Linked DNA regions of Homo sapiens: region 1 is linked to region 2. A link is a contact called in ENCODE Hi-C data. All regions are on one chromosome and are shown on one strand. The core of a region is the stretch at or near the end of the contact, and the rest is flanking DNA. Distances in the headings are between cores, read along the strand shown. Region 1 overlaps BABAM2 (BRISC and BRCA1 A complex member 2). Region 2 overlaps RBKS (ribokinase).

What was found. A loop is a pair of places that touch in the nucleus more often than their neighbours do. Pooled maps may share reads with other maps.
Region 1: a pooled map of heart left ventricle shows a loop between it and region 2 (2.1-fold over the local background). The contact joins two enhancer-like sites. A Hi-C loop is called at or near these places in 1 of 50 pooled maps.

Annotation. Positions count from the first base shown.
Region 1 is chr2:28,170,624-28,173,863 of GRCh38, reverse strand. The region is part of intron 7 of BABAM2 (BRISC and BRCA1 A complex member 2); the gene reads right to left. All of the region lies in intron 1 of LOC100505736 (a long non-coding RNA gene), which reads left to right. Among named protein-coding and RNA genes, the nearest start is that of BABAM2-AS2, 140 kb to the left of the region's middle. Within about 2 kb of position 1,308, at least 2 of the 41 ENCODE cell types and tissues checked have a DNase peak (open chromatin) inside an H3K27ac peak, as active enhancers do.
Region 2 is chr2:27,829,284-27,832,273 of GRCh38, reverse strand. The region is part of intron 6 of RBKS (ribokinase); the gene reads left to right. Among named protein-coding and RNA genes, the nearest start is that of MRPL33, 59 kb to the right of the region's middle. Within about 2 kb of position 1,418, at least 2 of the 41 ENCODE cell types and tissues checked have a DNase peak (open chromatin) inside an H3K27ac peak, as active enhancers do.

The DNA of each region.
Region 1 (3,240 bases), core at 59-2,558, 340 kb before region 2:
GGTCATGTACCAACCTGTACTATTGAATGCTTTAAGCTATCAGGACTTTTCACTGGCAATACAAAGCTGTCACTGATTTCTTGACAGTATACTATCAAACGACGAATTGATAAATCAAACAGAAAGGACAATATCATGTCAATCCAACATCTAGACCTAAGCTGAATTAAAAGTCTAAAAACAGCAAGGAAAGATTAGGGATGCTGTGGTCCCAGCATGAAGTCAGTCTGTGCACATTAAAGCCACACGCAGTGTGATCCTGAAGTCTTGCTCCCTGCTGCGCTCAACGGCCTGGGAGCCAGATTACTAGCACTATGCTGGGTCACTGCAGTTGCTTTTTAATGACTACAAGTACACCTCCCAGTGCTCTAAACCGTAGGACATCCCAGGATTGTCATTTTAAAAATTCTCTCCCTTCTCTCTCCCGGGGCTGTTTGGATATGGGGGACGAACTGGCAGCCTACCTGGTCCTGAGCTGAAGTCTTGTGAGGCCTAAAGGCTTGGACTACATGGTAAATTGTATGCACCAAATGGGGGAAAAGGTAAATAAAATCACTTATTTATATGTGGTTAGTCAGTTTTTGCCAAAAGTAAATTAGAGTCTTATCAGAAGTAAATGGTAACCTGTACCAGGGCAACCCCCACAAGGCTAACTCAAGGGAGGTGTTATGAAATGAATGTTTGTGTCACCCCAAAATTCAAATGTTAAAATCCTAATCCTCAGTGTGATAATATTTAGAGATAGTATCTCTGGGATGTAATTAACATTAGATAATGTTATGAGGGTAGGGCCCTGGTTCAATGGGATTAGTGTCTTTATAAGACCGGAAACCAGACAGTTCACAAACTTTCTCTGCCATAAGAGGACACGGCGAGAAGGCTGCCATCTGCAAGCCAGGAAGAGAGGCTGCACCAGAAACCAACCAGGCTGGCACAGTGATTTTGGATTTCTTAGCCTCTGGAACTGTGAGAAATACATTTCTATTGTTTAAGTCACTCAGTCTATGGCACTTTGTTATGGCAGCCTGAGCTGACTAATACACAAGGTTATAGATTTTTAAGGCTGCTTTAAATTGTAAACTCCCGGAAAGCATATTTGGAATGCTCTGCTGGTGATACTTTGAACTTGATGTTTTTCTTCTACTCAACAAGAAGGTACAGGAATACTCGTTCGTCCCCATTACACATATATGCACACCCACACCCACCCACGTGCATATACACACAGTACTCTGAGAACAGCCACACCTCGCTGAGACAAGGTTTTCTTCACAGGGAAACATAAGTTGATAGAAAGTGCAGTTCTAGGATACTTTGGGGAAAACAGACATGCCTGGGCAGAGTCCTGCAGCCCTGGACTTCTGACCCAGTCACTGTGTAGTGTGCTTCTTGTCTGAAGAAGCCACAGAAATCAGACAAGAAAGTAGATACACGCAGGATGGGATGTACTAGGGCCACACGGGGTGGGTAGGGAGCCATGAAACACACATGCATCTTCCCTGCTCTGTAACCCTTCAGAGGAGATCCTCCATACTCTCCTAAGAACCTGTCCTTGTTGTTTTGATGAGAAAAATTAACACAGTGAATATGGAACAATTAAAGATAGGGAGGACAAAACTACGTATATTATTGCAGATGATGTTCTTCGAAGTCCTAAATGAATGCACACATCTGATGATGCTACAGATCCAGAAAAAAAGGAATGATCAATTCTATTAAGGATAGTATGCTGGATTATACACACACACCACACACACACACACACACACACACACATTTCAAACAAAACAAAACAAAACACAGAAGACACAGGTAATGTTTAGCAGGGTTCCATTTCCTGAGTTCCTTTGGCTTCCATTCCCTTTTAATCACATCCCTGAAGTAAACTCTGAATAGCATATAACATATTAAGAAAGTCCTTTGTTCTAAAATTATACATACAAAGAAATTGAGTAGCCATTGCTTCTAAGCTGAGGGGAAGAAAATGAAATTAATTTTAAAATCGAAGAACAAAAGGTTTCAATCTATAAACTTCACTGACATACCTCTTAACAATCACTAAAAATGTTCCAGGTGCTACACATACCTAGGAGAGCCAGCCCACATATCCATGACATAATTTATTAATTAATATAGAGTTGGAAGGTACTCCAAGAAAGGGGTAAATGAAAATCTCAACCACAAAAGTCCAATTAAAAACAGGCATAAAGCACTAAACATGGAAAACAATCAGAACACAATGGATTTCCCTCCTTTCCCATGTCTTCAAGATAGTAAGAAAACAGGCTGCTTAAAAAATGCCTTTATTACGGGAAGATCTACTAGACAGGAAAGTAGGAAAGGACAGCCCGTCCCCTCCACTCCCTAGCCAGAAGGCACCATTCAGGGACTGATCCTCTCTTCATAGCAACCTTGTAAATGCACGCAGTGGTTGACCACCTCCAGTAGTGGGTCGCTAACCATTCCTGAAAGTAGATCATTCCAAAACAAAAAACATATAGGAAGTGCTTTGAAAGCTATCAGGTATTATCAGGATGTGAGAAACCCATCATCATCTTTCATCATTTGACAGACACGACTATTAGAACAGTAGTCTTCAATGTATGTACAAAGATATTCATCATTAATTGTAGTAAGACAGAAAGTAAACTCAGATCCATCAGTAAGGATGATTAAACAACTGTTATAACCAACTAGTGAATCTATATGGACTGATATGGTACAATCTCCAAGATATATATATATATATATTTTAAAAAGCAGACTGCAACGTAGTATGTACAGCATGCTACCATCCAAATGACAGAAAGGATATGTTCACATACCTTTGTATATTCATAGAAGGACACGCATACATAACTGACTGCCTCTGTGAAGGGGAACTGGAAGACGAGGGGACTCGGGTTGGAGGAAATGTACTCTGAAGCATATATCCTTTTATACCGTGTTCTTTACTTAAACATATTTTTTAAGAATCTGTAGTCCTTTTATCCTATTTGATTTTTCTCTACTTTAAAAAACGTTATAAGATGTAAGGGAGAAATTAATTTCTTGCAAAGTTAAATTCTTTTCCATTCTAGCTTCTATTCATGAATCTTTGTTTAATCTCTTAGAATGACAAAATACAAAATAATAACAACAAAAAGCCCTCTAATCCCCCTTTACAGCTATTCCTTTTATATGATTCTCTTATAGTTCATAAACATCTAAAAATAACTTCTTAAAAATGTGATACTATCA
Region 2 (2,990 bases), core at 169-2,668:
TTACCTGTCATTTATCTTAAATTCAAATTTAACTGAGCTTCCTGTAGTTTGTCTGCCAAACGCTAATTAGTATACAACTCCTGGAAGATCTGCTACATTCTGTAGTGAAGACCCTGTGTCATGATGTATCATCTGAACAGACTATCTATCAACTGGTACAATAAGAAAGGATATTGTACCACCCTTTCTTAAATATTGTTGGGAAGAAAATTTCAATATTTCTCCCTTTTTATAAGCCAGACAGCATTAGAACAGAGCTCTCGCCCATCAATGGGATGCAGGTATACACGTTAGTAAAGGCAACATGGAGAGAAAGAAATTAATGAACCATAATAGTTAAATTTCTACTTTTTGTTTTTGAGACAGGAACTCACTGTTTCACCCAGGTTGGAATGCAGTGGTGTCATCATGGCTCACTGCAGCCTCTACCTCCCAGGTTTAAGCAATCCTCCCACCTCAACCTCCCAAGTAGCTGGGACCACCACGCTTGGCTAATTTTTTTATTTTGTGTAGAGACGGGATTTCGCCATGTTGCCTAGGCTAATCTCGAACTCCTGGGCTAAATCAAGCCTCCCAAAGTACTGGGATTACAAGTGTGAGCCACTGTACCCAGCCTAATTTTCCATTTGGTTTAAAGTCTATATGAAGGCTTTTAGGATTTCTTGACCTGCTTTCTTGATAATTTCATCTCTCAAAACATAGAGGAAACAAGAAAGAAGACTGCTACAAAGAAACTAATTTTAACAAACCACAATAGGTTATGCAATATTTTTGAGCAACCACCATGCTAGGAAGAAGGAATTGTGGGAAATAGCGATCATTTCACAATAAGAGGTTAGAGTACCCTCAACTGCCAAACTGGCCTAAATTTTCCTGCTAGATACTTGAAGAGCACTCTATTTATTCCTCAAATGTTCATCACAGCTCAAATTACTTATTCAATTCTTCTGTCTTCTCCATTAAATTACAAGTTCCATGAGGTCAGAGACATCTGTCTTATTCACTGTTGTATCCCTGATGGCTATCCCTGTGTATATAGTTATCTATTGCTGCATAATAAAATACCTCCAAAATGTACTGGCTTACAACAGCAATAATTATTTATTGTCACTCTCAGTTTTTGCATGTCAGGAATTCACACAGGGGATAGCATGGTTTGACTCTCCCACGCGATGCCTGGGGCTTCAGTTGGAAGACGCAAAGGCTGAGAGCTGGAACTTTTCTTCATTCACCTGCTTGACAGTTGATGCTGGCTTTCAGCTGGGGGCATAATGAGGTTGTTGGCCAGAACATGTAAACATGGCCTCTACGTGTGACTTGGGCTTCCTCATAATATGGTAGCTGGGTTTCAAGATCCAGCTTCCCGTGAGAAGGAGACACAGAAGCCATGTTGGCTTTTATGAGTTAGCTTCGGAAGTAACACGGCATCACTTCTGACTCATTCTATTGATTTAAGCAGGAAGGTCCACCCTAGTACCCCACCCCTTACTAGAAGATTGTCATTGGCACAGTGTAAAACCAGGATGTGTGATATGATATAGGTTAATACAGTTATCTTTGGAAAATAACATCTGCTACACTGTACCTGCACATAGCTGGCACTTAGTAAATGCTTATGAAATAAATAAATGAAAGAACTCTGGTCTTTAAGGAAACTGGTCTCAGAAACTTAATGGAAGAAAGAAAAACATTAAAAGCTTAATGTTCTGGAGCCAGGCGCGGTGGCTAACGCCTGTAATCCCAGCACTTTGGGAGGCCAAGGTGGGCAGATCATGAGGTCAGGAGTTCAAGACCAGCCTGGCCAACATGGTGAAACCCCGTCTCTACTAAAAATACAAAAATTAGCTGGGCATGGTGGCACGTGCCTGTAAGCCCAGCTACTCAGGAGGCTGAGGCAGGAGAATTGCTTGAACCAGGACCTGGGAGGTGGAGGTTGCAGTGAGCCAAGATCAGGCGGCTGCACTCCAGCCTGGGCTACAGGGAGACTCTGTCTCAAAAAAAAAAAGCTTAATGTTCTTATAGATGAACTCTAATCACAGCAATAATGTAAATTCATGCTTATGATACTCACTCTGCTCCAAACACAAACCACTGATATGTAAATACTAATGGACACAATGAAAAGATACTTACAAGCTCTAAAACAAGATAAATAACTCCACAGATCAGAAATGGAACAGCCTCACAGAGCATTCAGCCCTTGATATGCTGGCTGTACACTAGCCCCAGAAACAGGCAGAAGTGGCAGGAAGTTCACCCGCTGTGGGTCATGGATACTAAAAGTGTGCCATTTATAGCGGACTGGAGCCGAGCCCACAGATGGAAACCATACATGCTAGGCTGTGGCTCCCCTGCTAACAGTGAAAGGGGGAGGAACCTGCTACCCCTGCTGCCTGAAGCATATTTAAGGCCCCCAAACTGAGGAGTTAGCAGGACAGAGACACAGCCTCTGACCAAGAAGTAAACCAAGCCAACCACTGACTTAGTGACTGGACTGGCAGTAGCCCCAGAAACAGCAGAGCAAGAACTCCCTATTGCCAATATAATACCTGGTTTTGGTTTAGAGACTCTTGTGTACCTGGGGGAAGCTACTGTAAAACCACTGAGGGCTGGGCGTGGTGGCTCACGCCTGTAATCCCAGCACTTTGGGAGGCCAAGGCAGGTGGATCACGAGGTCAGGAGATCGAGACCATCCTGGTCAACATGGTGAAAACCCATCTCTACTAAAAATACAAAAATTAGCCAGGTGTGGTGGCATGCACCTGTAGTCCCAGCTACTCAGGAGGCTGAAGCAGGAGAATCGTGTGAACCTGGGAGGCACAGGTTGCAGTGAGCCGAGATCTCCCCACTGCACTTCAGCCTGGGTGACAGAGCAAGACTCTTGTCTCAAAAAAAAAAAAAAAAAAAAAACACTGAAAAGCAGGGATCAACCAGGTGGGAACTGATGTGTGACAGCTTTCCAACTCACAGTAAGTAAAGTGAGCCTGCAA